Regions from separate parts of the Mus musculus genome. Here all the other regions are linked to region 4. The links are chromatin loops, found by intact Hi-C in ENCODE. Cell type or tissue: heart. All regions are shown on one strand.

What was found. A loop is a pair of places that touch in the nucleus more often than their neighbours do. Peaks named below come from ENCODE experiments on the same cell type or tissue, not always from the same donor. Only the 100,000 strongest peaks of a DNase experiment are listed, where the experiment ranks them.
Region 1: a loop joins it to region 4, with 4 times the contacts of the local background. A loop is called at or near these places in 11 of 42 quality-filtered maps.
Region 2: it touches region 4 in a loop (4-fold over the local background); 11 of 42 quality-filtered maps call a loop at or near these places.
Region 3: it touches region 4 in a loop (3-fold over the local background); 4 of 42 quality-filtered maps call a loop at or near these places.

Annotation. Positions count from the first base shown.
Region 1 is chr3:142,290,429-142,298,428 of GRCm38, reverse strand. The region is part of intron 7 of Pdlim5 (PDZ and LIM domain 5); the gene reads left to right. Among named protein-coding and RNA genes, the nearest start is that of Pdlim5, 100 kb to the left of the region's middle. In heart, a CTCF peak has its summit at 3,393 (motif pointing left); no DNase peak of the experiment used is centred here.
Region 2 is chr3:142,315,247-142,323,246 of GRCm38, reverse strand. The region is part of intron 3 of Pdlim5 (PDZ and LIM domain 5); the gene reads left to right. Among named protein-coding and RNA genes, the nearest start is that of Pdlim5, 76 kb to the left of the region's middle. In heart, no CTCF peak of the experiment used is centred here; DNase peaks (open chromatin) are centred at 1,126 and 4,926.
Region 3 is chr3:142,342,048-142,350,047 of GRCm38, reverse strand. The region is part of intron 3 of Pdlim5 (PDZ and LIM domain 5); the gene reads left to right. Among named protein-coding and RNA genes, the nearest start is that of Pdlim5, 50 kb to the left of the region's middle. In heart, no CTCF peak of the experiment used is centred here; a DNase peak (open chromatin) is centred at 4,667.
Region 4 is chr3:142,390,820-142,398,819 of GRCm38, reverse strand. It overlaps Pdlim5 (PDZ and LIM domain 5), which reads left to right and starts at 3,124. Exons shown (of 13, transcript NM_019808.3): 1 at 3,124-3,234; 2 at 6,970-7,107. The coding sequence starts at 7,012. In heart, CTCF peaks have their summits at 3,515 (motif pointing right) and 4,755; DNase peaks (open chromatin) are centred at 3,099, 3,919 and 4,709; H3K4me3 peaks cover 3,448 bases; H3K27ac peaks cover 3,460 bases.

The sequences.
Region 1 (8,000 bases), 100 kb after region 4:
TTTCAGACAGGAACAAATATGGGCCAGAGTATTGACTGTGGGATGGCAACCCCCTCCCTCACTTGATGTCCTGTCTTCCTGCTGGAGGTGGGCTTTATAAGTTCCCTCTCCCTACTGTCGGGCATTTCATTTAAGGTCTCTCACTTTGAGTTCTGAGAGTCTCTCATTTCCCAGGTCTCTGGTGCATTCTGGAGGGTACCCCCAAACTCCTACCTCCCGAAGTTGCCTGTTTCCATTATTTTTTTTTTTTGCTGACCCTCAGGGCTTCAGTCCTCTTTCCTCACCCAATACCAGATCAGGTTCTTCTCTACCCCTCACTACACCCCCCCACGCCCACTTTCCTTCCCAAGTCCCTCCCTCCCTCCCCACTTGTGATTGCTTTCTTCTTTCTCCCAAGTGGGACAGAGGCGTCCTCACATGGGCCCTTCAGCTTGTTGACTTTTTTGAGTTCTGTGGACTGTGTCTTGAGTATTAAGTACTTTTCTTTCTTCCTTTCTTCCTTTCTTCCTTTCTTCCTTTCTTCCTTTCTTCCTTTCTTCCTTTCTTTCCTTTCTTCCTTTCTTCCCTCCCTCCCTCCCTCCCTCCCTCCCTCCCTCCCTCCCTCTTTTCTTTCTTTCTTTCTTTCTTTCTTTCTTTCTTTCTTTCTTTCTTTCTTTCTTTCTCTCTCTCTCTCTCTCTCTCTCTCTCTCTCTCTCTCTCTCTCTCTCTCTCTATTTATTTATTTTGGCTAATATCCACTTATTAGTGAATACATACTATGCTTGTCCTTTTGGGTCTGAGTTACCTCACTCAGGATGATATTTTCTAGTTCCATCCATTTGCCTACAAAAGTCAGGGTGTCCTCATTCTTAATAGCTGAGTAGTACTCCATTGTGTAAATGAACTACATTTTCTGTATCCATTCTTCTGTTGTGGGACATCTGGGTTGTTTCTAGCTTCTGGCTATCACAAATAAGGCCACTATGAACATAGTCAAACATGTGCCCCTGTGGCATGGTGGGGCATCTTGGGTATATTCCCAAGAGTGGTATTGCTGGGTCTTCTGGTAAATCTATTTTGTTTTTGAAAGGAAAATTGCAGTACTTCCGACCACGCATTTGCCTGTAGTTGATACTTTTCTACTAAATTTATCTGTTCATAAAACAGGTATGAAAGTGTTTTGTTTGTTTGCGTCATTAAAGCAGCCTTTGCTTTTTAGTGTGTGTTTGTGTGTGTGTGTGTGTGTGTGTGTGTGTGTGTGTGCGTGCGTTTATGTGATGCTTTTGTAGGCATTCTGGTGTCTAATGGGTCGAGAAAACAATTAAGCTTTGAAACAAATACATGAGACACTTAGAGCTCTGATTGGGAAAAGAAACAAATCATTTGCCATTCATGTTAGAGAATCTACTTTATATCATGGACTTTAAAAGGCAACAGCAGGGCCAAGATGTACTTAGAGTCCTTGTTTTGTATGTGTTAAGTCCTGGGTTTGGTCTCTAGAGCTACAAATACAATAAATAAACTAAGAACCATCGTGTTAGTAACACAGTATAAATAGAAAGGATGGTGATGATGGTGATGATGGTGATGGTGGTGATGATGGTGATGGTGGTGGTGAATGAGTATGTACCAGGATAGAAAATTATGGCAAGCCATTGAAACTTTGAAAAAATTACTTCCTTAAAACATTTATATGTAAAATATATAATTTTGTCAAACACGATAACACTTATTTAAAATTAAGGGGTGCTCTTCATGATATCCTTTTTTCTACTAAAAGGAGTATTAATAGTATGCAGTTTATATGTAAATAAATATAATCTAGCATTTTACTTGAGCAAGAGAAATTGCTTAAACTTGTTAGGATCAAGCATAGTTCGTCAGTCTTTTACCCTTTGTCCACAACAGAGGATGGAGTTTTAGTATTTTGTGATGAAGAATTATAACATGGTGCTGAGACGGTGGCTCAGCAGGTGAGAGCACTTGCTCTGTAAGTGTGAGGACCTGAGCTTGGTCTCCAGCACTCAAAGACAAGAGAAATTCAGGCATGACTGTCCATGCCTGTAACTTCAGCACTGGCGCAAGGAAAGATGGATCCTGGGAGCTCCGTGGACAGCTGGGCTAACAAGATGGTGAACTTCTGATTCAGTGAGAGATGCTTCTCATGGCAGTGAGGAGAGTGGTATGTGGGAGACAGTCTGCATCCTCCTCTGGCCTCCACATGAGTGTGCATAGGTGCACACACCCATACATTTACATGATGCAATCAATGCACACAAATCATATACACACATGTACACATCACACGTAAGAACACAGAGAATTATAACACAAGATGTGGTTTTCCAGTTTTCAAATAATTAAAGAATTAAAATGGTTAGTGTTTGTGAAAAGTTTCAAACTGGAATCTCCAGTTTTACCTTTTGAAGGTAAAATACTCATGGAGTGAAGAATACACGTGATGCCAATGATTCCTGCCTTATAAGCGTGGGGTTTTCCACTGGAAGAATGCATCTAAGTTACTTCTGAATAGAGACCTGTCATATTTACATATTCATCAACAATTTAGAAACAAACTGCAGGAGATTTCCCTAATATATTCTTTTGCATGTTATTTTTTTTAAATTTTTCATAGGCAAATAAATATGAGCCCATAAAAGTTAGAAAAAACTTTCTGGCCGATTTCATGTCTTTTTTTATTGTTCTACTTCAGAAACATATTTATCAAGACACACACACACAGGGCCTGGGCAGATGGTTCTATCAATAAAGTCCTTGCCCTTGCAAGCATGAGGACCTGAGTTTAACCCCAAATACATGTAACAAGCCCGTCCTGTGTGCTAGTGCGTTGGAGACAAGAGTCCCAGGGCTTGTTGCTCTGCTAGGCTTGCCCAGTGGGTGAGCTGTGGGCTCAGCGAGAGCTCAGCCTAAGATTAAGGTGGAAGGTGACAGAACAAGACACCACTGCTGACTTCTGGACTCCACTAGCTCGTGCATGTACCCATATGTGCATATCCTGCACATACACAACGGTGCACGCTAGTTAAGCATGTTTGTTACCCTGAACTGCTATTTCATAAGCTCTGCAGAGGAAGTGAGAATTGTTCCCCATCCGATATTTGTTATGAGATCAGTTGACACTCACACTTAAATCTAAAGGATAGAACACCAGAACCCCCTACATCAGTCTAAATTTATAAAATAATTCTGAAAATAGCTAGAATCCCCTAGCATTCCTATGTAGTCCATATGACAATCTGGAAAAGAGTCACAGTTCAAATACGAGTACATGAGCAAGTCATTTGTGTCTAATGCATACAGAGTATTTGTACGTGACCTCCCTTAAAGCTCTGTTGGTACATTAGTCTATGGTCTATCAACAGTGTGTTTGTGACTAATGCAGCTGTCGCCATCTACTGAGCATAAGTAATTATTACACTTGAGTTGTTCTGGCAGTTCATAGTTACTCTGTATTTTTATGTATATATACGTTGTTCTCTGTATACTTTAAAAACTGCTTTATGACTTTGTCGAATTATTTGTGGCTTATTACATTTTATAAAGTTCTTTATTAGAAGAATCAGCATTTTAATATGTAGACTCGATTTATTTATAGAGTCCACACATAATATATGCCTAGAACTTGGGCACACTTGTCAGATTGGTAAATGTTATGATGCTGCTCGAGTTAACTTCTTCCACACCTCCCTTCACAGAATAAACACAATGTTGTTATTGTCTGTTCAAAAATGCAGTATCAAACAAGATTCCTGCAGGCTAATTTTTTTCTACCATAAAACAAATTACAACTTGTAATACTTAGTAGCATTGATAATAGGCAGTTTCACCATGATGAAGATTTTGTTTGACCTCTTTTTAGTCTAGTTAATTTCACATATTTCAACTACATTGATATTTCAGAAAACTGTTATTCTGCTTTTATGTTTATATAAAGATGTTTTTCTTATTTAATCTTATAAAAGAAATAAAGTTAATACATTTGCATGATTAAAAGTAAAGGATGGGAAGGATATTATAACAACTTAATTTCTATTTTCTTAAACAACTTGATAAATTACAAGTATCTCAAAGCCTGTCTCACCTTGTCCCAGCATTCCCTTCCGTATCTCCATTTCAGTATCTATTGGAAGGTGTTTGTTGAGCTCCCCCCGTGTCTGCCTTAATGCTAGGCGCTCATCTCACCGGTCCCATGTGTGTAATTAATTGTTCTGTTGGTGGCTGACCTTACTGCTTTGGACAGAACACACTAAATAAAGGTGGATAATTCTGGGGACATTTTGAGGTAACTGTTTTTTCATGTACTTGATTTTTTATTACGGTAGTGTCTAGCAATTCATAAGAAGGAAACTGAGAGTGAAATTTTGGAAGATTTTACAACTTCAGAGCCTTGTATGCATTGGTTAGAGAGTAGGCAATTTGAAACTTTATTATGGAAAAGGAACATGTTTAGACAGAGTAAAAATCAGGGTATCAAGCCGCATGAAAGGAGGCAAATGTTAGTAGCTCTTATAAAGGAAATTGTAAGCATAGCACATGATGTTAAGAAAGTGAACCTTGATCTAGATTGCTTTCTGTTGCTGTGGTAAACACCCTGACCAAGGGCAACTTGGGAGGAAAGGGTTGATTTGGCTTATGCTTTCCAGGGCTCAGTGCATCCCCGAGGGAATTCTAGGCAGGAAGTCAAGGAAGAAGTTGAAGCAGAAACCAAAGAGGAACTGTGCCCAGATGCACCTGCCCGGGGCTGATACGGCCTGCAGTTGGCTGGGCTGTCCTCCGCGAATCTCAGTAAAGATAGTTCATCACAGGCATTGCCACAGGCCGCTTCTTTAACTGAGGCTCTGTCTTGGCTGTGTCAAGTTTCTGATACAGACTAAGAAGAACACACGTCTATCTAAATAAATAAAACTACCAAGCAGCATTAATTTGGGGCGTTAAAAAGGCGGAAGAAAGGAGCAGTGTTTTCAGTGGTTATTGTGAGATTTTTTTGTTATTGTTGAAATATATAATGAAGCAAAACTAACTGGACTTGAGAAGCACACACTGAAAGGGTTTTGATTTACTTGCCTCTGGAAGGAATTGATGCTCACATATAAACGGATTCTAAACTCTTTGAATCAGTTTTATTTTTGTCTCTAGTCATATTTTACTCAGTGATTGCTAAGGAGCATTGTCTACATTTTTTAAGCTGAAGAATGGGAAAGAAACAAGAATAAGAAGAGGAAAATATTCTTTTTCCTTTTTTTTTTTAAAGGAAAGGTTTACTTTTAAATAAACTAGTTTAAATTTGAGCGCACTTGGCATGAAAATCTAGATGACATTCTGAGAGTGGGAGGTGGGAGAGGAAAGAGCACGTGATGTGTATATGTATGCGTTCACATATGTGTGTGAATTTGGTCACTTTCGTGCCATGGTGTGCGTGCATAGATCAGGTGACAACCTTTGGTACTGCTCTTTTCTTTACATCTTGTTTGAGACAATTTCTTTTGCTTATTTTTTTTTACTACAAATGGTAGGCTAGCTGTCTTGTGGGTTTCTAGGAGTTCCCCTGTCTTTGTCTCCCATCTCCCTAAAGAGAGTAGAGATTATCACTCTTGGCATGTTAGCTTTTGCAGTCTTGGGATTCTAATACTTACTCAAACTTCTGTGGCGAGCACTTTTACCCTTTAAGCCGTTTATTTAGCCTCTAGCTGGCATTCCTAAGCACATGACTAATAAGATGAGATAAGACAAGTGAGCAGAATTGAAAAGACCCAGAATGAGTTCTCAAGAGTTAGGTCACATTTAACCATAGCATGGATTTCAAATGGTTGATGGGAATAGTAATTTCAACAAATCATCAAAGAAAAGGTCTTAAGACCTCTGTACAGAATTAATGAGTGACATGTATTTATTGTAATTTAAGCAAATCATATGCTTAAAGGATCAACCATTGACTTGGGTGGAGACCTCCGCAACCCTGCCCCCTAATTTAGCATGTATTGTGAAGATATGCATCTATTACCAGTCCATCCTTCAAACATATATTGGGAATTTATGAAATTGGACCAATTCTAGAGAATAAGAAATAGGAAGTTTAATGTATCTATGCGCAGCTGAAACCAACATATTTGACTCTTCTGTAACACCTGATACAGAGGAAGATTCTTCCTTTGTGTTTTAAGAGCAAGATGCTTGAAAGTAAACCTTATGAAATGCAGTCATACCCAAAAGACAGTGTTTCATAGACCTTCTCATCCATCACCCCCCACCCCCACTCTGATTTCTTGTAGCTCCTAAATCTGTTGGCACACAAGTGCAGCACTACTAAATATCACCTGGTATATTACCTTTCAGCTCTTGACATTGGTTTCTAAGAGCTTCATAAATAACAATCCTGAAAAACAAACAAACAAGCAGCCAAGAAGTTACTGTGCATTGATATACTTTTGGCTGGGAGATTGTTAAGTTATGCATTGGACATTTTGTTTTTCTTGCAGACCTCATAGATTAGCAATGGCCCCAGCTCACACTTAGTTTATTTGACCCTCCATATCTGTGGGTCCTCATCCATAAATCCACCCAACTATGGATCTAAACTTTTTTCCATCTAGATTCTATAGACTTTCATTCCTAGCCATTCTCTACACAATATCACACCTATTTCTATAGCATTTACTTTGTGTTGGGCATTATAAGTAGTAATCTAGAACAAATATCAATGTCGTGCACCTGTAGTTGTAGTTACATAAGGTGGTGAGAGAGGAGAATGGATAGTTCAGGGTGAGCTTGGATGGCAGAAGAAGACCTTCACATGGAATAGAAAAAGTCCAGCAAAAGCTCTATGAAGTCCTTACTTTGTGCCACTCACTTTCCAGCGGCTAGATCATAGGAGAACAAGAATGCTGGGGAAGCGTAGAAGAACATACAGTGTGACAAAAAAAATGCAAAGGGGGTTTTACTTTACTGTGTGGCTTATATATGGCAGCATGATATGCCATATGAAAGAGAAGGCTGAGGTCAGTAGACACTAGTTAGGGATTCCCATTTATTTAAATTCCTGAGCATAAACCACTTAAGGCAATTCATCGATCTCTTACTTTCCTCACTAAGGTTCATGGTTAACAGTCTTCTGACTGTCTCAGGGTCTCATCTCTGGGTTACCTGTCTCAGTGCCTCCTCTTTGCTTCATTCTACAGTTGTTATCAGTTACCTCACTGACAGTATTTTGAATCACCAAATACCCGGGTTGCCACAGACCCTTTTTGGTCCCTGTCTGCTTAGAATGGGTCTCTAGTTGCAGGTGAACAAGGAGTCGGCGAATGAATGACAAACAGAAGCGACACAAGAGATTGTGTAGAATCTGAATGTATTGTCACAAAGTGTACACCAGTCTTATATAACACAGAAAGCAAAGGGGTAGGAGGTCAAGGCTGGAAATGTACATTGAAGTTACCTGACACAAAACAAAGGAATGACTTTTGAAGGACTTACAGGAACCAGGTAATATTTACAGTAAAGATAAAACAGCTCTGCCTAAGGTCAGCTAATGACAGGTAAGGATTTCACACCCTCATCACAATTTGTGCTACTCCTTTGAGCCTTGTGAAAGCTAGCACCAGGGGGTTCTGCTCTAGCAGACCTTCTCATGAAAATTGCAATACCACAAACCTCCTATTTCCTAGGCTGATAAATTCTTGTATGAGTGTAACTTGGCTGTTCTTTTAAGTATCTATGGAGAATCTCCATTTGTCAGAAGAATTCACCAACTTGTAATATACAATGTAGCCTGCTATACCAGGCTGTAGTGAAGATTCCTCTCAGTGGGATTCCCTAACTCTTACATGGTAAACCCACCTATTAGCTAGGCCATTGTGTATTCCCTTGTTTGGGTAAGACTGGCTACTGTCCTAAGTAATCACTCTGCAGACTAGCCCTGAGCTGTTCTAGCTCCTTCTTTATAATGCCTAATTAGTTTCACATCTCTACTAGAAGTAAATTTGAATGTTACTGAATAGATAACA
Region 2 (8,000 bases), 76 kb after region 4:
TACTCAATTATTTCTGAGCCCTGGATTAGTTGCATTGGGACATTTTTGTCACTGGTCTTGATAGATGGTGAAGTTGGAATAACTGTTCATAACCTGTTCATGAAAGGAATTGTTCTCTGAACCAGTATAGACCAGTTTGGGTTTTGAGCTTCTATGGTTATATTGTAAGCAGTGTCTGGTTGAGCACTATTCTAGATTGCTTCCTGGTAACGTAGACTCAAACATAGTTAATTTGGATGATGACCTTGTCATTTATTGAATTTGTGTCCTTTGTGATTAATTAGCAGTTGTCTGTCATTCTCTCTATAATGTGGAAAGGGCGATAGAGTTAAGAAGACATATGTTAAAAAGAAAATGTAATACTTCATTAATATTTAAAAGCTTTGGCATTTTGATTTGTCCTAAATTTTACAACTAAAAATTTTAAATTATGTATGAGCAGATCTATGTTGTTTTACAAACAACCCTGTTTTTAAGCAGAAAGTTTCCTAATAAGTAAAAAACCAAATGAGTTTAATTTTTTTCTGTAATCAAAGAACTATGAATAGATCACAAAAAAGACTAAGTAATTTTCAAAAGTGTTTGTTATTTCAGCTAAGTTTTCGTTTGTTTGGTTTAGATTTTATTATCACTTGGATTAATTTGAAATTCAATAATGAGGTTGTTGGACAAGATTCTACTTCTTAACCAATAAAGGAAAATTAAGAACTGACCTTAAAACTTAAGCAAAGATGGTCTTGCCTACCTGTGCCTACAAACACTGCATTCTGCCATTTCAAGTGCCTTTAATGGGAGTGTCTACCTCTAGATTAAAAACAAAAATTTTAACTCACCCATTATTTTTTAACTGTTAATTCAGTACAAAAAGCTGAGCTCTAACAAATAAAAATTTTTTATGTTGGCATATTCTTTACAAAACCAGCAGACCAAATGTATGCCTAATAAGGTTATGTTGAATACTGGAATGCTTATCCCTTTAAATTATTACTGAAATACCTAAAAATACCTTCTTTATGAACGTTTGTAATGAGTGTGTTTTGCCTGGATAAGAATAGCAAAGAGGATGTGTGTGGAGAAAGCAAGCGGCAGACAGTCCTGACCTTAGTGCTGGGCAGGGTGCACAGGCTCCCAGCGAGCTTGGCCACACTCCAGGTGACCAAGACTCTAGCAAAGCAATGAGCGGACTGGAGCTTTGTTGTTGATCTAACTTGCAGCTTTGGTTAGTGATTTGTTCTGCTTCTCAGAAGAGCCCTTAATGTAGAAGAGTTTGGACAAAGAACTAGTATTGGTATCCTTTTGCGACACCGAGTTTTCCTACAAAAAGCAAGCTAGAATTCAAGTTATGAATTGTGACTGCCTGTGCCACCTCATGACCCTCAGCTAGCAACTGATTTCACCGAGGTTTTTCTGAGCATCTAGTTACCTTTATCCCTTGATTAAGTCTGTAAAAGTCATTATGGATATTTTTATTGATGCTTTCTGTTGTAATATTAACTATCCCCTTCATGTGAGTATTATAGCACTATGACAATAGATGGGAAGCTGGAAAAACTCAAATTGAACTCTTCCTTTGGTACAAGCAGATTGTTTGCTTTGCAAGCTCTTTCTTTTAATGTTGAATATTATTTTCACATTATTTTCATGTGAAGATAAAATTGTTTTCTCTGCTTTGTAAAACTGTAAGGGAGGGTTTTTCTCCACTGTGTTTTTAATAAACTATAAAGGCATTACTGCCTATGGCTATACCAAATAAAGCGTAGACTTGGGTGGTAAGCATGGGAGTCATGATGGCAACCATTTCCATGAAAGAACACAGTGAGTTCTCCCATTTGTTATCTGAGCAGATCTTTAAACTGTTGTTAGTAGTTGAAGTATGTGGGTCTATGTAGAAGACAAGGGTATACAAAATGAACTGAGGTGCAGGATAGCAAGGTTCAAAGTAGGCTGAAATTAAACTTGCCTCTCACCAGACTTCTGGAGTCACTGCCTGCTTGTGTGCATTTCACATGAATGGTGGTTTCAAGTATAGATTCATTTACCAGCCCTGTGAAAGTTTGCAGTAGAGTGGTAAGAGGATTAACGTGCTAGTACCTACCACCTACAGACGAATCATGAAAGTTTATCATTTCCTATACATTTCAGTTACTGGACCTTCTAAAGTGATTTTTATCATTTGCAGAATGATTCTGATCTTAGAAACCCAACAGCCATGGTTATGTAGGACTAGCTCCAAAAATGTTCGTTAAAGTCAAAACTTCAAAGTAAACTACCTGTGGCCACACATCAGTTATCCCAGAACTTAAGAACATGAAGCATGAAGATTGAGCTTTTAAGGCCAACCTGTGAAACCATGTGTAAAACATGTGTGTGCATACACACACACACACACACACACACATACACACACACACACACACATACATACACACACCAAGTCTAAATGGAAGCTGACAGACTGTTCCTTAAAATCTGAGAATAGTCCACACTCTGCTTGTATGAATAAAGTTTTATTGAAATATACTTATTCTTATTGGTCCAGGTTTTCTCTTTCTACAAATAGTTGAATTAGAGTGCATATGACCAACAGAGCCTTCATTTTACCTTTGGAAAATATTATTGTGGAAATGTGAAGTATAATTTTTATCCCTCTGAAGTAGAGAACATTGTGAAAATTTACACATAAATTAAAAATAGCTTTAATATATACATGAATAGTAAAACGTGTGAGAGTAAGAGTTATCAAGTGACATGTAAAAGCTACTGAAGCTAGTTAAATTCATCAGAGAATAGGGTTGAATTTCCCAAGATTGCGTAAACTGAACCTCACATATAGAAAGGAAGAAAGGCTTGGTCCAGAGGTGGTTCTGAGACTGACATATCAGAGGGCGGGAAATGAGAACATTGGTGATAAAGTTATCAGTGGCCCAAATTATTTTGATATATCTAGGCTTTCTTTGTGAAAATCTGAGTGTTACCGTGTGTCAGAGGTCCTTAAGTCACTCTTGAGTTCACAGTAATACTGACCTTAATATTCACATTTAGCCTTTTAAATTGTAGCCTGCTAACCACTAACCCTGGCTTCTTTTATTCTTGGTGAAATAACAAAATCATTAGGCTTGAGAGCTTAGCTGAATTAACTTCCTTCCTCCCTTGCCCTTACCTTCATCCCGTTCATGCATCCATCCATCCATCCACTTATCCACCCATCAGCTCTCTAGCCTGATTTATAACTAGTTGGTTAAAATTGGTCTCAAATCTTTTATCAACTGCTATAGCTTCCTGTCCTTGCTATCTCAAAGCCATACTTATTTCCAGCTATGTGCAGGGACAAGGACAGGACCCTAGATACATGGCCACAGCAGTTGCCATGTCCCTGTTCCCTCTTTCTTTATCAGTGCATATACCTATATGATAAACGTAGTCCATCCACGTTTGTGCTCCTTCTAGGCCAAACAAATTTTTTTAAAGATTTATTTATTTATTTAATGTGTGTACACTGTAGCTGTCTTCAGACACTCCAGAAGAGGGCATCAGATTTTTTGTTATGGATGGTTGTGAGCCGCCATGTGGCTGCTGGGATTTGAACTCAGGACCTTTGGAAGAGCAGTTGGTGCTCTTAACTGCTGAGCCATCTCACCAGCCCCCGCAATGTGTTTTAATAGCTTCTGTAGTCAAGAAAGCTGTGAAGAGGGAGAGAGGCATTTGCACAGCATATATAAGGTGAGCTTTTGACGAACTGAGGGTTTTCATGTTTGATACATAACTATGCTGTGCTTTTATTTATAGGAGATAATCTCAAGTAATTTATAAAAGGCCAAAGAGGCATGACCACAAGTGTTCAATGCTCAGGGTCTGAGGACAGTGAAGTACAGATGACTCTATAAGAGTGGATGCCATTTTCACTCTTGCATGTTTGCTTTCTTCAAGTTTGGACTTGCTTTGTTATTATAAAATGACATCTTTGTAATTAGAGTGATTAATGCTGTGCCTTAGTGTTTATGGGTCCTAAGGTCAGGAGGTCCAAAGATGGCCATGCTGTGGGAAATTTAGAGCTCACGTCATAGAAGATGAACCAGCTCCCTCATCTTTTCTGAGTGGTTTTATGAGTTAAGTTTAGTTAGATGGGGTTAAGAAGACACACAGCAATCAAAAGTAATGTAAATTAATCTTTATCCACATAGTTCTGTGCCGGATTCCTTGTTCTTAAAGGAATTATCATGGAAGTTTATTGGCTACTTTTTTTGTTTGTTTGTTTGTTTTTTGTTTGTTTGTTTTTCGAGACAGGGTTTCTCTGTGTAGCCCTGGCTGTCCTGGAACTCACTCTGTACACCAGGCTGGCCTTGAAGAACTCAAGAAATCCGCCTGCCTCTGCCTCCCGAGAGCTGGGACTAAAGGCGTGCGCCACCACGCCTGGCTTATTGGCTACTTTTTGAAGATAAAAGCAGTATTGGAAAATGCTCTAGGTAAAAATATGACTTAAATATCTGCCATTGGGTGTTGAGAGTTGCAGTTTTGTAAGATTCTTTTGAGTCTAATCCATGACTGAGCTATTGCTAGTTTATGATCATTCCTTTATATTCTTTATTCTCACTAGAACACCACAGTTCTAGATTTTATTTTTTTTTAGTTCTAGGTTTTTAATAGGTCTCTTATAACTGCAAACTCCTTTCAACTGTTCATCTGGAAGCTCTGGAACTGGTTATACTGAGTCAGGGATTTCTGTTTCAGATACTGCTTTTACTAAAAAAAACCTAATAAATACAGCTTTCAAAAGCTTGTTGTAGCCACAGGGACAGCTTTGTTCTTTGCATTGCGTATACCAGGGATAGACTCAGCTAAGGCAGTGGTATCTCACTATCCAGGCTCACTCTTGTCAGGGCTTCCCACTGAGGAGAGAGAACAATACGCCAATTGTTGGGCCATGGCACTGTGCCATTGTCAGGGCCTCAGCAGACTGGAAGACTGAGCAGACTCACCCTGCACAGGAGGAACTCATGGGCCCTGCTGTCCAAAGGGAGAGGCAGTAGTTTATGATTTGTTTTTTAATCCTTATACTGCAGTTTCTAAATAGTCATTTGTTTAAATGCCTTAAATTTACTCTTTTCCAGGTAATCTGTGACAGTGCTAAAAGGGGAAATGCTTACTGTTTGTCAAACTTAAAATTATTTTTCATATTTCTATGTTAGGGCTTTCTCCACAGACAATACTGAATGCATATATTCATCGATATATTTGATAAAGGAAATAGAATTTCCTTCTTTTGGCGTAATTAAATTATGCTTCATACAAGGCACCCTGGGTATCTTATTAAACATAAAGTTTAAGAGAGTACTAGTGAGACAAGATAATTTGTGTAACCAAATTTTTTTAGATTATTCACTATAAAGTTTTATGGTTGCATATTATATTTCTTTCCCTTAATTTTATCTGCTACTCCTGGGAAACTTAAGTAAACATTTCAGACATTGCAAAGATCTATTCATTCTTTAGATATTTATTTTAAATGATGATTCCCAAGTCTTACCCTCAGCTCTACTCTTGAGAGTTATTCCTAAATAACAGTCTGCCTTTCATATATGTGTGCATGGCAATCTATAGAACTTCCTTTAGGGATTTTAAGGCTTGTGAGTGAGATGATGTATAACTTGGACCTTCAAGTTTTTCCACATATCTTTCATAATAGAAGGCTTTACTTAAATTTCTACAAGGTAGTCCACTATGAAATAAACTTTGAGAAAGTTTTTCTTATTATAAAAAACACATATTCATTGTATATAGTAGGTACTGGAAAGAGAAAAAAAAAGTATCATTTAAATAGAACCTTTCCTAAAATATTGCTAACAGTATTGGTGTTTTTTAGGTACATCACTAACATTAAAGGAAGCATTTTATCATACAGTGTCAAAATGAAAAATTGTTTTGAGAAGGATTTTAGGGGTAAAAAAGGGAAACTTTATTGACCTAACCTACAAATTTACTTGGAAGGCAAAGTAAAGCATATTAACAGAACCATTTTAACAGATTATTCCAAATTTTTGCTGAAAATTTGAACGTCAATAAATACTCAGATGTCACATGATGCTAAGGATATAAGAACTATTAGAATATATTGGCATATAAGAAAACTTTTCTCGGAATATAATAATTCTGTGGTTCATTTTGTGCTTAGTGTTTAAAACAAGGGAGCTGACGTTTATTGCACTTTGTGGTATATCAGCTGTTTCATTTGGCTTGTAATTATACGCCCATCTATTTTTCCACACAGTAAGATGTTTGTGTAATGGACCCACCCTGGGATCTTTGAGTACATGTTGCCAGCCTTCCTAACATGCTTATCTTCTTGTGAAGCCTTGTCACAAGGCAAATAGGCTGTGTTCTGATTTTTTTTCTGTAAGTTCAATTTTTTTCAAACACTACATTTATAGAACATACTTTAATAAAGTGTTTAGATTCATTGTTAACATAATAAGTTGTGGGACAACAAAATTAGTGAAAATATAGTTCTGTGCCTTTGTGTTGCTAACACTACTTAGATTAGAGGGAACTCTGTAAAAATGAAGGGATTTGCTTTCATATATGTAGGGTATCTATATTCATCTTGAGTGTGGCAGCCTGGTAACTGTTCATAGATATTTGCTTGCTCACTGTGATGCTAAGGATTGGACCCAGGCCCTTGCTCATGGTGGGCGAGCTGAACTACACCCCAGTCACATAGCATGACCTTTGTTTACATTGCTAGACATGCTCCATGAATCTTAATGCATCCGGATGAAAAAGGATATTGGCTTCTCCATTTTGGCAACCTTTCAGTAATGTCTTGGGTGGTTTTAATGAGTAGATCCTTTGTGATTAAAGTGGACCATGAAATTCCAAGGAAGATTCCATTGCTCTGGACTTGAACTTGTTCTTTGTTGAAATAACCCTGCAAGCTAAAGAGAAGTTGTTTGGGAGAACACATGGAAAGTTATGCAACAGTACAGGGTATAACCTGTACTATAGTAGCTGAGTGTTAGTATCCACTGTGGCCTTTCTTTAGGCTAGTCAACTATTCTGTTGGTGCTTGTAGTGAGATTAGTTGTTACTGGAAAATTTAGCTGCAGCTAAAATGTTAATTAGGATTCATTGCTAGGATATGTTTATTCAGAGACCTACTGTCCTAGGTTATTTGTGATCTGCTTTCTATATAAAACAACTTCATGTTTTATATAATAAAATTATTATAAATTACTATTTACCTACCATTCTTACATTCTTCAAATTCCACTCTGATGAGGCATTAGCTAGCTTTTGGCATACTAAAAAATAGCACACAGTGAGGAAATAGAGAAGGAGTAGGAGGGGAGGAAAGGGAGGTCAGTTTGATCAAACACTCTACATGGATACTGTTCTCAACCAGTCCTTTAAACGCATAAAAGAACACCTGAAAATCAAGGAACTACTGTAGACCAATACCAAATAACAATTCTCAACTGTTAGTAGAGACACATACCATACTATAAAGTATGGAGCATGGAGCGCAGCTCTAATCCTAAGCAATTTACTTGATCTTTGTAGCTCCTGTTTTGAAAGGTAAAGATAATCATAGCTTTATTTTGTAAGAGATAGTTGCTCTAAACCAATTATTGTTACTGTATAGAGCACCATACCAAAAAAGGCACACAGACAAAAATAAGAACAGGTTAAAAGTAACAATCCACTTGAATACAAGTAGTCGTCACATGCCTGGAGTTTTGTCAGACTTTCCCTTGTACATTCATTACTAGTAATGTATTACCTGATGGTGTTGCACTGACATATGGATGTAAACAGGACACGGGGTTGCTTTTAGTCAAAGTGTTAACCTGGTGAATTAATTGAACTTAGACTTTCGTATGATATAGTAGTTACTTTTCTCAGAGCTCTGACACACCACATTAGCAAAAACAAGTTTAGGAAGGAAGAGTGTATTGTGGCTCACAGTTTGAAGATAGGGGACCAGGAATCACAGGTGATGATTTCCT
Region 3 (8,000 bases), 49 kb after region 4:
AATGCTACACTGGAGAATTGATTCTTCTACAGACTCGTCTTCTTCAGTTCTTCCCCTTGTATCACAACAAACAGTCTGAACTTGAGTAGTGTAATTGATTGTGTTTTCTTGCTTCTCACCAATCAGACTGTTCTTAACTCTCCTCCTAGGTTGAATTACCCACAACAGCACTTTTCCTATGGAATCATTTTCTTATAAACAGTCTTCTTTGTGAATATGGGATATTCTATGTAGATTTGCCTTAGTCCTATTTTCCTAGAACCAGAATGTGAGAATACGTGGTATTCTTCTGTAAGTACTTATTAAAGGTCTTTATTTTAATGTTACTTACAAGACTGAATGAAGCAGTATTAGGAAGGGGGGGGTGAGCTTGTGCAAAGATGTGATTTCATGGGGATAGCAATCTTCTTGGATCTAGCTGGAAACTTGGGAAAAAATGGCTGCTCAGCATTGTTCTTGCGTTGAGCCCGGGAACTGGACTTGCTTCCCTGTTGTGCTTGTGTAGCCCTTGGTGACTAGCTATCTTGGAGGGACTGGGAGAGGAGAAGAGAGCGTGATTAGGACTTAGTTTCTGTTGGTTCTGGCCTGGACTTTGAGCAGCCATTCAGAGAACCCCAGGGGTTGGGTTGCTGGGGTCCAGGCCTGGCAGCAGCCTATTGTGAGATTTTTGCCCACACCTGAGGCCTCTACTTAGAAGGTTGTGCTCTAGATCTCCTGGGCTGTCCTGGTCTCTCAGCTTACCCTTACTCATCACTCATGCCCTTCATTCTGTTGGACTGAGGTTTCTCACTTGTCTCTGTGCTGCCTCATCAGATTCCTTTTGTCTGTTTGCTGCCAGTGCACGCTACAGGACACTCTTGGAGCCTCATCTCCCGCTGTCCTAGTTTGCTTTTCTGTTGCTGTGACAAAACATTGACCTAAAACAAATTGGGAGAGGGAAGGCTGACAGGTTAGTCTGTCACTGAGGGAAGTCAGGACAGAGACTCAAGGCCTCCCTCAACCAAGAAACAAAAAACCCAGGAGGAATGCTGCTCTGGACTTTATCCCTAAAGCTCTCTTAGTTTGCTTTCTTATGCAAACAGAGCCACCTGCCAGGGTAGCACTGCCCACAATTGCTGGGTCCTCCCACTTCAATCATTAATCAGGCCCTCTGATGGAGGCTGACTTACTGTTTTATTAACCATGACAACTCTTATAAAGGAAAACATTTGATTGAGGCTGACTTCCAATTCAGAGGTTTATTCCATTATCATCATGGAAGGAAGCATGGCAGCACACAGGCAGGCATGATGCCCAAGAAGGAGCTGAGAGTTCTACATCTGAATCAGCAAGCAGCAGGAAGAGAGTGACTGACCTTGGGCCTGGCTTGAACATTTGAAATCTCAAAACCCACCCCCAGTGACATACTTCCTCAAACAAGGCCACACTTATCCCAAATAGTGCCTCTCCTTAAGAGATTATGGGGGCCAGTTTCATTCAGACCACCCCAGAGGCAGTTCCTTAGCTGAAATTTTCCTCTTTCCAGTTTGTGTCAAGTTTTCAAAACACTATGTTACACAGTTTGTCCTTAGGTTCTTTCTCTTGCTGCACGTTATTCACTTTCCCTCTCTGAACTTGAAGGAGACAGTATATGATACTCATTGCAGCACTTAATTACATGCTAGGTATAATGTAAAATATCCAGGCTAATTTCATGAGTCACTTACAAATATACCTAATTAGTTAATAATCACACCTAGTGCTGCCTGTTATTAAGATAATTATCTCATGTATTTTAGTATTCTTTCTTTGCCTAGGCGTGGTCCTCAGCCTTCCTATGCTGCGATCCTTTAATACAGTTCCTCATGCTGTGGTGACTCCCCGACCATAAAATTATTTTGTTGTTACTTCCTAACTGTTACTTTGCTATTATTATGAACTGTAATGCAAATATCTGATATGCAGCCCCTAAAGGGGTTGTAACCTACATTCTAAGAACCACTGACCTAGGCTTTGTGAAAGCAAGACCAAGCTTTCGGTACTATTTGCATTTCATAGAATCTGTTGTATAGTTTTATGTTTTTAATATGCAGAGTAATCATTTGGTATGTCAACAGTACTTACCGAATTTAGAATTTGTATTTCAGAAATATTTATTGAACTTTGCTGTGAGACAAGCATTGTTTCTATGCTGAAAACAAAACAGTGAACAGAGCAGACCAAACCCATCTCCTCCCTCACATTTCTGTCAGTGGGTAGACAGACAGAAACTGAGTGTAGATGTGTTGATGGCAGTAAGTGCCACCAGAGAAAAGAAAGCATTTAGGGGACACAGGAAGTGCAGATGCCAGTATCGTTATTCTACAGCAGAGGTAAGGAACGCTTTATCAGCTTCCTGGGCACTTGAGCAGAGGGACAAGAGCTTCTGAAGCAGGGTGGTCCAAGGCAGAGTCAGAGCGCATAGAGGGGCAGAGGTGGATAGCACCTGTAGGGCTTTGGGGGTCATTATGAGTTTGCTAATGTAATTTAAATTTCCTTATCCTGTAGGGGAAAAGAAACCTTTGGAAAGTTATATTGCTAGAACAGAGTGTGGGCGATCAATGGCTTTCTTATTAGAAAGAGAGCCTAGTAAAATAAGGATGGACCATGCCTCTCTGTTTAGCCGTGTCCAAGTTCCAAGTGTGTGTGTGTGTGTGTGTGTGTGAGAAGTATCTAAGAGAGAGATCACAATAAAAATGCAATTTTTGCCATAAATAATTATAAATCCACTAATTTTTAAAGTGTATTTTTAAAATGTAATTTCATTATAAAATTCAAACTCAATTATATAATAAAATTTAGAAAAATAAGATAAGGTTTTTTGTTTGGTAAGATTGTTCTGCGGCTGTTAATCCATATCTTGTCTCGTTTTGCAACACATAGTAAGTAACACATTAGTTTTACTTCTCTAATAACTTAAAATAGTCAGACTCAATTCTTGTTCTACTATAGGTAGAAATGAATAAATTAGTGAGAAATTTTCTTTTCTATTATATTCTTTTCCAGAATTGGGTTATTCATTCATTCATTTATTCGTGTGACTTAAACTATTTCTAAGATTGCTACAACTGTACTATGAGAAATTCTAATTACTTCTCCAATTAGGATAATCAGGTAAATAGAGGTGATTATTTTTAAATACCAAATCCATTTTGCTTATGATTTTTATCTAAGTCAAAATGCTTAATATTAGAAATTACATCATTTCAGCCAATGAATGAAGAAAATTACTCTCTAGTGCTTTTTAGTAATTATTGGCTAAAATAAAGCTAGTTTCTATGAGTAAGACTTTCAGCAGGTCCACATTTTAATAATTCTCCACATGGGCATTATTAACAAACCTGCTACTAACTTATATGATTTAGGGAAGGTCACTAAATTTCCGTGCCTTAGTTTTCTTGACTATAACATGAGATCATATTTGATTTCAAAATCCAATCTTTTCAGTGAAAAGTCTGGTTCTTGTTCTGGTTTTTCAGCTGTAAAGGGTAAGTTCCCTCGAGTTTGCCACTAGATCAAACCAACTTCGTTTGCTTATCTTGGCTTTGAGAATCAGGAAATTGGACGTTTTTCATTGGCGCCATCCTACACTGTGCCAGTTTAGCAAAGTGACTTTCAGGTGAAAGGTACGTCAGATAGATATGCAGATAGTGCTTCATCATTGGAGTAGCAAACACTTTTATCCTTGTTTGTTATTTTTAAATTAGGCCTGTTGGAGTCACAGAACATTTATGTATGGCTTTTTTGTTCTTTCTGGTCTTTCATTAGTGGTGACATTTCTGTTTTTTTTTTTTTTTCCCTCCTGTTTTTCTTCTTCAAGTTTCACTTAGCTTATGTGAATCACTTGATGTGATTGGAAATGAAAGGTCTAGAAGGCCAGAGTTTTGAAAAATATTGATGTACTTTTCTTTTTCTGCCTCCTCTGTCTATATTCTTCGAAAAACAAAACAATACAAACCAAAAATTGCCAGAGGTCCAGTAACTACTATTAATGAATGGCAGATTGGAATAATTTAACAGGCACATTGAAAAAAAAGAGAAAGTGGTCTTGAACCAGACCGAAGCTATTAGTCATCTTCTGTTTTGTTTTACCGGATTGCTTAATGCCCTAGTACTGAAAGCCATCTGGGCTCAGCTCTACATTTCTTTCTCTAAGAGCATGGAGACGGGTTTGTTTTTAAGATCAGATGTTCTCAGTTCTGTATCTGCAGTAATTGAATTAAAGATATCTTTTTTTTTTCCAGTAACTGGAGCTGCACATCATACTGAGCACCTTGCTTCCCTCTTGTCCTTTCACGTGTCTTTTTATACCTGTTCTACAACTTGCCCTTGTTGGCTCTGGGTTTTAATTCTTAACTTGAAAGATAGCTATCTTTCAGAAGGCCTTTCTGATTATATCTCCACCTACCACTACCCTCACTGGAAGTGCTGTGTAAGCATGTGTGGGTTAGAATTAGGGTTTAAGCATGTTTGTTTTGTGAATAACTTTACATACAACACTTAATGCTAAGTCAGTCCAATAGAGGTTGGGGTTAGAATGCCCACTTCTCATAGTTTAGAGTTCATATGATTGGCCCAGCAAAAGACTGTGCCTCAGCTCTGCCTGCCTTAGTCTTCTGGGACTGCAGGCATGTAGCCAGGTCTGGCTGTCTACTTTTCCTGTTATAGCAGAGAGCTTGATGACTAGATGACTTCTGCGAGTATACTTTTTTAAAGATGGTGTAGAAGCACGGTAGGAACAGCCTGGACTTGAAAGCTCGTGGATCTCTGAAAAGAGTACTTTTCAGTTTCTCTCACCTCTCTGTATTCTCTTAAGAGATTAGGACCCATTCATTTTCTTTGTGCTCAGAAAGACACTACAAACCGGGCGTGGTGGCGCACGCCTTTAATCCCAGTACTTAGGAGGCAGAGGCAGGCGGATTTCAGAGTTCGAGGCCGGCCTGGTCTACAAAGTGAGTTCAAGGATAGTCAGGGCTATACAGAGAAACCCTGTCTCAAAAAACCAAATAAATAAATAAATAAATAAATAAATAAATAAATAAATAAATAAATTTATTTAAAAAAAGAAAGAAAGATACTACAAATAGGCTAGTGAGCCACTGAAGGTGGCTGCTGGGTAATTATTTGGTTGTCCATTTTGGAATACTACTTAATTTCCCAGGTTGACTGTTCTGCTAAATTATTATTTCTGAATTAAAGTTTGAACTTAGTTTTTTTTTTAAATTAAGCTTCTTGTATGTAGTTATAAGTAGCTCTTTATTCAAAAATTAAAAACAATCTTTATTTTGCTTAATATGACTAGAAAAGTATCTGTCTTGCATATCTCTCCCTTTAATTCAGTAGTGGTAAATATTGTTAGAAATTAAAGTTCAATATATTTCATTTGTTGAATTGTCAATAATACTTTGACCATGAATAAACCTGGTAAACATGAACTTCACATCTTGAAAATGTGCAGTTGTTCTAAACCTGTAGTCATTTATACTTCAGAAAGGGGAGAAAATATTTCAATGTTATTATAAACTTCTAGGGGAAAACCCTAGGAAATAATGTGTTTTAAGACTTGTTTTTCATTTGTAAATGAGCAACACAGTGCCTGTTGTGAAGGGTTATAATAATGTACTATAATGAAATGTATATAAAAGGCCTATAAAGAAATTCAGGTATTTTTCTCTGCTTTTCTCTGGCTTCAATAGAACAGTGTTAATGTGGTATCCATTGTGAAATTACAAGGAAATCATATTTGTTTTGTCCCTTGGAAACAGTACTGGGTGTGACTGCAGGAAAACAGAAAATGAAAGAGAATTTGGCTGAGGAAGAAAGACACAAGCATTAGATGATAGGATTCTTTAATTTTCAAATAAATGGCTTTATTAGATATTTTCTTTATTTACATTTCAAATGCTATCTCCTGTCCTAGTTTCCTCTCCAAAAATTTATATAAATGGCTTTTGTAATTAAAACTTTTCCCAAAGAGTGTAATGGTTACAGCATCCTGTCTACTTCTTATTCACTACTGCTCTGATTCATAATTGTCTTCACCAGTGATTTATGTGCCATCTGGTAGGAAAAATTGTGATGCAAAGAGGAACCAGTACACACTTGTTTATTCTGCAAAGACCTTGTTCTCATTAGAAGAACAGTAGAGTTACAGTTCTGTTTCACTGCGCTCACGTCAGAAAGAGCAACAAAAAGAAAATGACTTAATTCCTTCTAATTCATTTGTGTTTCCTTTAAAGTAAATTTCTAGGTAACATTGAAATCAAGTAACATTCTAATTTTTGAACCATGATTTTATGAAATGTTTAGAAAGAATTTTGTTTTAAAATCCAGTGCTCATCAGCAGTACTATTAATACTAATGTTTAGTTGGGAAATATCGGTGATCATAAGAATGCACTTTTTCATTAGCTTTACCTTATGACGAGTAGCACCTTAAGGGGTAGATAGTGGTTTATAATCTTTTCCTTTAAGAAACTTAGGATTTGTTAAAAAACAAAATTTTTAAAAAATTATTTATTTATTTTTATTTATTCATTTATTTTTATATGAGTACACAGTAGCTGTCTTCACACACACCAGAAGATAGCATCAGATTCTATTATAGATGGTTGTGAGCCACCAAATGGTTGCTGGAAGTTGAACTCTGGACTTCTGGAAGAGCAGCCAGTGCTAAGGAGAGTGGAGAAGAGTGTGCTAGGAAGTCATAGACCTGTGTCATAAAAAGACAAAGACAGAACACTTGGAGGAGAGAAACATGGAAATACTCTCCTGGCTGAATGTACTTATCAGCAGATTAAAAGGGGTATTCCATAACACTGGATTCTACCAAATTAACTTAGTTCTTGTTATAATTTAAAATTGAGAAAAATCTCATTAGAGTTTTAAGGTGAAATGAGCGTTTCCATCTTTACTGTGTGGAAAGGAGCGTTTCATGCCTGCCATCCTGGATTAAACAGAAGGTCCGCACTACATACTTACTGCCTTGAGTTGCAGAACATGTCATGCTTTAAAATAATAGTAGTTTTTGCTGCTATTGCCTGATAAACTTAAGGACAGTTCATGGGAAGTTAGTAGTGAGACAGACTGGCCATTCTTCTGTGTTTAATGGCAGCAGTCTCATTTGAGTTCCAAATCAACATGCTTGCCCATAGCTTAGGAACCTTGAAAGGGTTGAGATTCAAGCTCTTCCCAACTGTTCCCCAGTGGCTGCTGTTGCTCTTCTACTCTCAAGATTGCAATAGCTCAGGCTTTATAGAAGTTGAAAAGTAAATGGCAGTGATTGGCTGTGTTTAACACATGTGGGGCAGAGTATTTATACTGTCAAATTTGTTGTCTAAAAGTGCCTCCATTTTCAAAAAAGTCAGCTTTACGGATTCGTGGCTTAATAGCTGTGGTTCTTTTCCATAATTACTTTTGTTTCTCCAGTGATCCCTATTAACATTTTTTCAGAAATCAATAGAGACTTTTTTTGAGTAATTCAGTAAGGATCTGTTTTTATACTGCATTAAGCACTCAGTTGACCATCCTTATTTAAATTCCTGTTTTATATTGAGTTCCCTTTATCTTGACTCATTGGGCTGACATTTCTAGCAGTGTTTTCCTGTGAAATTCATCCTGTTACAATGAATGCAAGGGACTTTCCAGAGCCTTTAGCTTTACTGGAATTATGTTATATATGCCAGGTTTAAAATAATGAATTACTTATTAGTCCCATGTGGTTTTATTATCTGAGAATATTTTTAGTTATAAAATTTATTCTAAAAACTAAGGATTTTTGTATTTGAAAGATAAGGTAGAGTTCACATCCTCTCTTAAAGTAGAACTTAAATCTCCAACCTACTAAAATAGAGAATAATAACTCTTTTCCAGATTTCAAATACTGTCTAATACTGTCTAATGTTGGTATATATTTCATTTTCTTTTTTTTGTTTGTTTGTTTGTTTTTTTTTGTTGTTTGTTTGTTTGTTTTTGAGACAGGGT
Region 4 (8,000 bases):
AATACTCCAACTTGGTCTCATTCAAATTTATAGTCTCTTTTAATATGTTTTAAGAGCTGACCATTGGGTATTGGTTAATCAATCAGGGTGCTCTTCCCTGGGGAAAATTATTTCTCCTGGTCTGAGGGTTCCTTAGTTGCCTATACTTCCTTGTCTTAGGTTAAGGGGCCTTGGATGTTTTTCCACTTTCATGTTACCATGTCTATTGTTGCCATCCTTATTTAGGTCATGTTTAGGCAGCCATGTTAGTGAGTCTTCATAAATGTAGCTTCTAGGAGACAAAGTCTTAAAGCAAACTTCCTCTTCTTTGGGCTCTTACATGTTTCTGCTCCCTTCCTCAATGATCCCCGAGTCTAAAGTGCAGGGGTTATGTTGTAATTTTATCAATTAGAATGGGCTCCACAACTCTGAGTTTTGATCAGTTGTGGTTTTCTGTAATGGTCTTCATCTGTTGCAAAGGAAACTTTCCTTGATGGGGTAAGAAACATTGTCTATGGGTATAAGGGTAAATATTTATAGTGTAGTTAGGTATTGTGCTGTTTTAGTCAAGTGGGGGTGGTAGGTTCTTCTCCAAGATCCATGACTTCACTAGCCTTGGGTAGTTAGCTAGGTTTCTGGTACCAGACTTATTGGGTCTTAAGTATGATTAGGGAGCTGTTGGTTACCACCGAGGTATGTGCGTCATAACCTTAAGGGCAACATAACATGCTGGTTGTTGCTCATTGGCATCATAGCTGGCTAGGGTTGCAGGTTGCTCTCCTCCTTGGGAATTTTGCACGATGCTTTCTGGTATTGGAAGGCAGCCTGGAACCAATAAAGTAATATAGTTGGTATGAAGCAATATAGATCATTTGATAACCTCACAGTTATTAGTAATTATGATTCTCTTCAAGGTGAATCAACAGTGTTTCTCACCTAAAAACTGTATGCCGTTAACTGGAGTCCAAGACCATGTCTAGGGAAATAGCTTTGTGAGTTTTTCTTTTTTTGTGTGTGTGGTGCCTTTGGTGGTGATGGTAGTGGTGGTGGTGGTGGTGGTGGTGGTTATGATGATGGTGGTGATGGTGGCGATGATGGTGATGGTGGTGTTGTCGGTGGTGGAGGTAGAGACAGCGGTGGTGGTAGAGGTGATGTTGATGTTGGCAGAGGTGGTAGTAATAGTGATGGTGATAGAGGCTGAGGTAATGTTAGTGGTGGTATTGAGGAGAGAATGAGGCCCTCACACATGTCAGATGGGCCCTCTGTGATACCAAGATAGACCTAGATTGGGGAATAATCTTGGAGCTAAAGTTTAACAATTTCCTGGAAATGGAACAGGTAGTGTTTGTTTAAAAGTATGATTTTGGGAGGCATATCTAAGGATTCTAAGTTTTGATGGGACCCAGGAAAAGGCTACTTTCCAAGAGGACAACTGGATAAGTAACAATTCATGCAAGAATTAAGCAGTTACTTAACCTGCTGATAGTTCCCAGGCTTTGGACTGGAGTGGGAAGGGAGAAGGTTGAAGGCCTGGTTTGCAATTAGGACTAAAACTTAAGGTACATTTGGGCCACCCTATCTACTCTCAGCTCTTTCCTCATCATCTCAGGATGCTGATTCTCTGATGCTATGGTTCAAACCTTGGTAATGAAATAGCATTGATCTAGTTTGATTTTTACTGTATCAGCACCAAGCAGATGAGGGGGTGAAGAGAAGAACGTTATAAGGTAACACAGGCAAGTGACTTGTCACAAGTGGAACTGTCTATCATGTGTTATAGAATCTGTTGCAACTTTCATTTGTAAACATTGTGACTAAGGCTGGTATTCATCCTATGAAGGCAACTGTAAGGCTGACTCTTTGCTTTGCAGGGGATATCTGTTTACATGTAACCATTCTTAACCATTTACTTTGGAATGATCTATGAAACAGAACCCTAAAACACACTAGACAAATCCCACATTAGAAAAATTCTTCCCTGCAAACTAGTTTTCCTTTTAGAATGTAATACAATCAACAACTGGCCAACAAAATATGCAAGTCACATCCATGTTAAACTTTCTAGTATATACATTAAAAAATGAAAATAAGTTGTAATAATGTTTTAAATAGGCAGATAATATCAACATATAATCAACATACCTATTTTTTAAATTTATAACATTTTAAAAACCTGGTCCATATATGTCAACTTGGCCACTAAACATCCAACTGTACAGTGAAATGTAGTCCTACTGAAGCTTCTATTTAATGGAAATCCTATCCTACTCATGTATAAATTTAGATTCATAACAATGATATAAAACATTTTTACAATGAGTTAAATAGACATATGTGGCCAGTGGCTACTATTTGAACAACTTTGAACCTACTTTAGGAGTTTGCTTGTACCTCTAGAGCAGACTCCAGACTCAGGGACTTCGGTTGAGGTTTATTTTTGTTTGATACACCACTTGGTTAACACTTGTGCTTTTAATATTTTAAAAGTTTCTTTTCGAGTATTCGTTAAACATTACTAACGTTTGCTTGTGAATAAATTCTCTGGGCAAAACCAAACAACTTTACAGAAGTAGGTAAATGTGCTGTTAATTTGGAATTAGAAAAATAAGCTGAGGATACAGTGGCTGAATCACTTTTGGCCACTGCTTTGTATGGCTGTCCTTTAGCTTGACGACAGATTTAACTTCTGCATATTAGGGTTAGCGATTTTCACCTTCCTGACAAGCAAACTTCAGAGTTTGCACTTCTCGAGAGTATACAGAGGTCTTTCACAAAAGCAGGCGGTAGTCGCTGAACTTGCACCGGCAGAGATTTAGCTAAAGCCCTTTTCTATTTTCAGCCAGACCAACTGCGGGTCAATTCAAGTTTCTGCAGAGTGAAAAACGCCGAAATACAAAACAGAGAAGCGGAAGGCTAGATCTTTGCCAGGTACCAGTCCAAGACTACACCCCGGAGACTACGCCCACCGAAACTCCACAGGGGCAATTGTTTTTTGTGGCGGCGGCAGCCGGTCCCAGCAAGTCACAGAGCACAACAGGGAGACTCCACTGCCTTCTAAGCCCTGAGCGACGTGGCCCCGCCCAGCCCGGACCATGGGGGCGTGACCATTAGGGGAGGGGCGTGGCCAGCCTTGGGGCGAGGCGGGGCGAGCGCGGAGGCGGAAGTTCCCCACCGGCTTGAGAGGGACGGCGCAGGCACCGCGAGCCACTTGTCAGCGCTGGTCTGAGGCGGAGGGTGCGCCGCGCCGGTCAGGAGGTGAGTGGCCGCGGGAGGCGGAGGAGCACGTCCTGGTCCGCGAGGGAACAGGAGGAGAAGCGGGTGACGGGGTGCGGCGCGTGGAGGGGCGCGGGACGAGAGGAGGACGGGGCGAGCGTGTCCCCGGGAGCCGCTGCTCCTCAGGTGCTCCCGGTGCGCGCCGAGGTGTGAGAAGCGCCCGGGGCAGGGCGGCGCGCGGCGGGACTGAGCGCCCGGAGCCGGGGCTCTCGGGGACCGGCGCTCCGGAGAGCCGGGCGCACCAGGGGGCGCCCGCCGAGCCGGAGGGCAGGCGGCGAAGGGCAGCACCTCGGCCTGGGGCGCGCCAGCCCCCAGGGAAGCTCCGGCGAGCCGAGAGTGTGCGCCTGCACGGGAAAGCGGCGCAGTTTTGTTTGCTGGCTCCCAGGCTACGGAGAAGCGTGTATTTCCCCCTCCCTGAAATATGTGCAGTTGTGTAACCTGTGAGGGTTACACGTCGGTGCGTCCAGAAGGAAAGCCCACTTAGATCAGTCGCGGTCGCCAGTTTTTATGAAACTGGTGTATACTTGGGGCTTGGGTCAGACTGAGCTTCAGCCCCGTTTGACAATGAGTGGAAAGAGGAAGGGCGTATGGACTGGGCAGAACTTGGAAAGAAAATTCGTGACTGGGCTGGGCAGGTCTAGGGTGTGATCGCCAGATCCTATCCCAGGTCCGCCTTCTTGACCCGAGGACGTCTGAACCCGCCTGCTACGGAAACTGCTAGCTGGGGAACCTTATTTGGCCAACAGGGCTAGGCGTGAACCCAAGCTGGGAAACGTCTCATCCCTCAGCCTTAGTGCTTTAGTCCTCCCACCATTCTATCTCAGGAAGGGGAGAAAGAATCTCTAGGTTGTCTTAATTGAAGGGCTCCTCACTTGTAGGTCTCTCCCGGTTACGCACACCAAGGAAACTCGCACACAAGTGTGGGAAACCACTTTTAGCCTCCCTCACTAGCAGTAGATGGAAGGTATTATTTATGCTGTCCCTAAAAGAAAATCCAAAGCTCTACAGAAATTCCAACGTTTTTACATGTTTGAAAGCAGAATAAGCTGTTATTTCCTGCCTGCTTGGTTGGTATTTTAGCATTTGGGCACTAATAACCACATGGGGGAGACTTGGAAAAAGCCAATAAAAATATTGCCGTTGCTTAAGGATCAGAATATTTTCAGACAAATGAATTCCAAGCGAAGCTAGCAGAAAGGGAATTTAGAGAAGAGACCGGTGTTGTGGTTTGGCTGACTTGGCTAGTGCTAGAAATGTTAATAACAAATCGGAGAAATCAGGAAGGGAGTCCCTAAGAAAAGGGAAGTGACATGGATGTGGGATGACACACAAGTACAATACATTCTCTCCTAGGGAAAAATGGAGCCAGAGTACCGTTAGCGTAACTTTCACATTCTTCCCTTGGCACAGTTAAAGATTAAAAAAGGAGAGTGGCCTGTGGACTGTCAGTGGGTTTACTGATTTCTTTGTCCCGTGTGGCACTATCAAGACTGCCTCTACTGGCCTTCAGGAGATCCTCTAGCGCCACGGCAGTGGTGTGTGGCTTGTTATTAGCTCGCTACCATTTGGTTCTCACCTGCCATTTGGCTTCCTCTGGGTCTTTTTGTATAGCCACTGCTTACTACTGCGGTACCAAAGATATGTTACTAAACGGTAGGTTAGTACTATTATGCCGTCTTAAAAGCTTTGCAGTGTACATATTCCCGAAACTAATTTTTCTGTAGGAACTAGATTTCCTTTGAAGTGTTGCCTCACTTTCCCTTCTTGAGAAGAAGGCATTCATTTGCATTCTCCTCAGTGGTACATGTGCTGCTGAACTTGACAACTTGACGTGTCAGGATCGACGTTGGAGTAGATGATTTAAAAGATGAAGTCTGATTTTTCGTCTTTTAAATCAGCTGCTTTAATACACTATATATGCTATATATATTTCTCAGAGAACTATATATAAGCTGAGAATTAGACCCAAGACCTCGTGAATGCTACACAGACTCTCTACCACTGAGATATATTTCTATCTCTAAAGCTTTGTTTTGACAAGTGTCTTTAAAGTATTACAGTGATGTACCTGCCATATTTTTAGATGGAAGTACTATATATCCTTAATATTCTTTTTAAAGAGAGAACAATGTTCACTATTCCCAATGCCTCCTAATTACAAGTAGGACACTCAAGTCAATTTGAGCTTTTAAAAGCTACTCACTGGACCACCAAACAGGCAGCATACACCAGCTGATATGAGGTCCCCAACACATATATAGCAGAGAACTGCCAGGTTTGTGTTCAATCAGAGTTGATGCACCTAACCATCAAGAGACTGGAGGCCCGAGGGAATTAGAGATCAGGTGGGGTGGGAGGTGGGGGGTGGGGACATCCTTGTGGAGGGGGGGGGATGGAGGGGGGGTTGGGGAGGAGGTAAGGGATGTGGAACAGTTAAGAATTGGAGGGTGGACGACAGAGGGGGGAAAGGGGGTTGGTTATAAAATCTGGAGTGTAAAAATAAATTAATAAATAAAAAAGAAAGAAAATACATTAAAGTCAAGGCAAAACAAAACAACCCCCCCCCCCCAAAAAAAAAACTATCCTGAAGTCATTATGAGCCTAAGTACAGCAAGACAGGACAAAAAAGAAAAATATAAAAGCAAAACAGTGCATCATGGTCATTTTCTAAGGCTCCAATTTAGTTTCATTAAGGTTAACCTTGTATTTCAGTTATGGTTAGTAGAGCCTCATTTACTGTCTTGGGAAGGCTTAGTCTTTGCTTTGCTGGAAAACAAGAATTTAGACTAAAATACCACCTGTTCTAGAATTTAGCCCTTCATTGCCTATATGAAAGAAAAATAAGGCTTTAGGTTCACTTCCCAGCCCCATAAACAAACAACTAGATAAACAAAAACCCAGTTTCAGACATACTTCATACTTAGAAATTCTGAACTATTACGTCAGCAACCTTATCTTTCCTTCCTTGACATACTTTTCCACCTTTAAACTCCACCTAAACTTCTGTTCCACCACACCAGAGTATGTAGACACCTGATCCACTGAGGATGAAGCAACGCTAGCTTAGGAAATCTAGTTCCTAAAGAAAAGTGATTTCAGGGATAATGTGCTGAGTATGAAGTTTCCTTAACTGTGGAAAATACCATGTTCCTATAGAGGAGGCTAGGAGTTAGGGTTCTAAATTAGAATTAGAATAATTAATCTCAGTTTAAAATAATTTATTGTTTAGAATTCATGAACAGAGCCAGCAGATCTGCAGTCCCTTTTATATGTTGACATGATTGAAGGAAGTGAGATAAAAGGGATCTTGTTGGCTGTAGGAAGCATGAAATGGAGAGAATAGGAAAATTGCCTTAATTACAATTGAAATCTTATTCTGATCTGGTATGTATTTCCTCCAATAAAAATTCTTATGTGAGAATCCACCAAATTTGTTTTTGCAATCAATGTAGGAGCTGGGCAGATGTCTAAACGTCCATCCTGATAGGAGATTGGCATAAGTTTGAAACTGAGTGTTAATTAGCTCATCAATTCCTTTTCCTCCACTGAAATGAATAGTTTGCTAGATATGACCTGTATATCTTTTCACCCCACTCCAAAAACCTGAACAGTTAAAAAAACCTGAACAGTTTTGTTGACTTTATAGAAAATGCATTGATATATGAAATTGGGGTTTTTAATAATCATTTTTATTAACTATCTAATTTTCTTTTGCAGTTTCTTTCATTTTCTAGAACTGCACGTTGAACCCTGGGAACCATGAGCAACTACAGTGTGTCATTGGTCGGCCCAGCTCCTTGGGGTTTCCGGCTCCAAGGTGGCAAGGATTTCAACATGCCTCTGACAATCTCTAGTGTAAGCAACCTTGACAGACGTAACTCCAAATGCTCATTCACTGTCTGGCCCTGGGAACGGCAGGAGTGGATCCTTGAATTCTCTTTTGACCTGTGTTAACTTGTTACCATGTGGGGTTCTTTTATTCTCTTTTGACCTGTGTTAACTTGTTACCATGTGGGGTTCTTGTTTTTTCCCTCTTACCAGGTTTGGCTGTCTAATAGAGATGCAGAGGGAAGGCATTTGACAAGGACAGCTTGTTTAGTTCAGCTTGTTTTCAGTTTCTCCACTAGTAACAAGAGTAAAATAGAAAACATCCAACTGAGGAGCCAGTCCTATGGTTTGGAATAGCCCCTAGTTTGAGAAAAATCTTTGAGCTCCAATTTCTTCATAAGTACTTTTATGGAATTTTACTATCATGTTTTAATGACCCTTTTTTTTTTCAGTTCCAAAAACTGTCTGTTAACACTAGTGACCATGACTGGTTTGGACATTATTTCCTCAACTCACATTCTGTGGCGGTAATAGTCAGGAGTAAGATGAACAAAAGCTACATAGGCCTGTGGAGAGGAGAAGGGTGAGGCTCTGCAGCCAGATGGTCAGCCTATGAGTAATTGAGATTTGTCTTTTTACCAGGTTGGGGATTTAGTTGAATATTGTGTGTGTGTGTGTGTGTGTGTGTGTGTGTGTCTGTCTGTCTGTCTGTCTGTCTGTCTGTCTCTGTGTGTGTGTGTGTGTGTGTGTGTGTGTAGACACAGAGAGAGGGAGAATGAAAAGGAGAGAGGGGAGTCGGGCAAGACTGACACTGTGTAGCTCTGGATGATCTGGAACTTGCTATGTAAACGAGGCTGGCTTTGAACTCACAGAGACATCCTGCTTCTACCTCCCCAGTGCTGAGAGTAGAGGTGTGTATC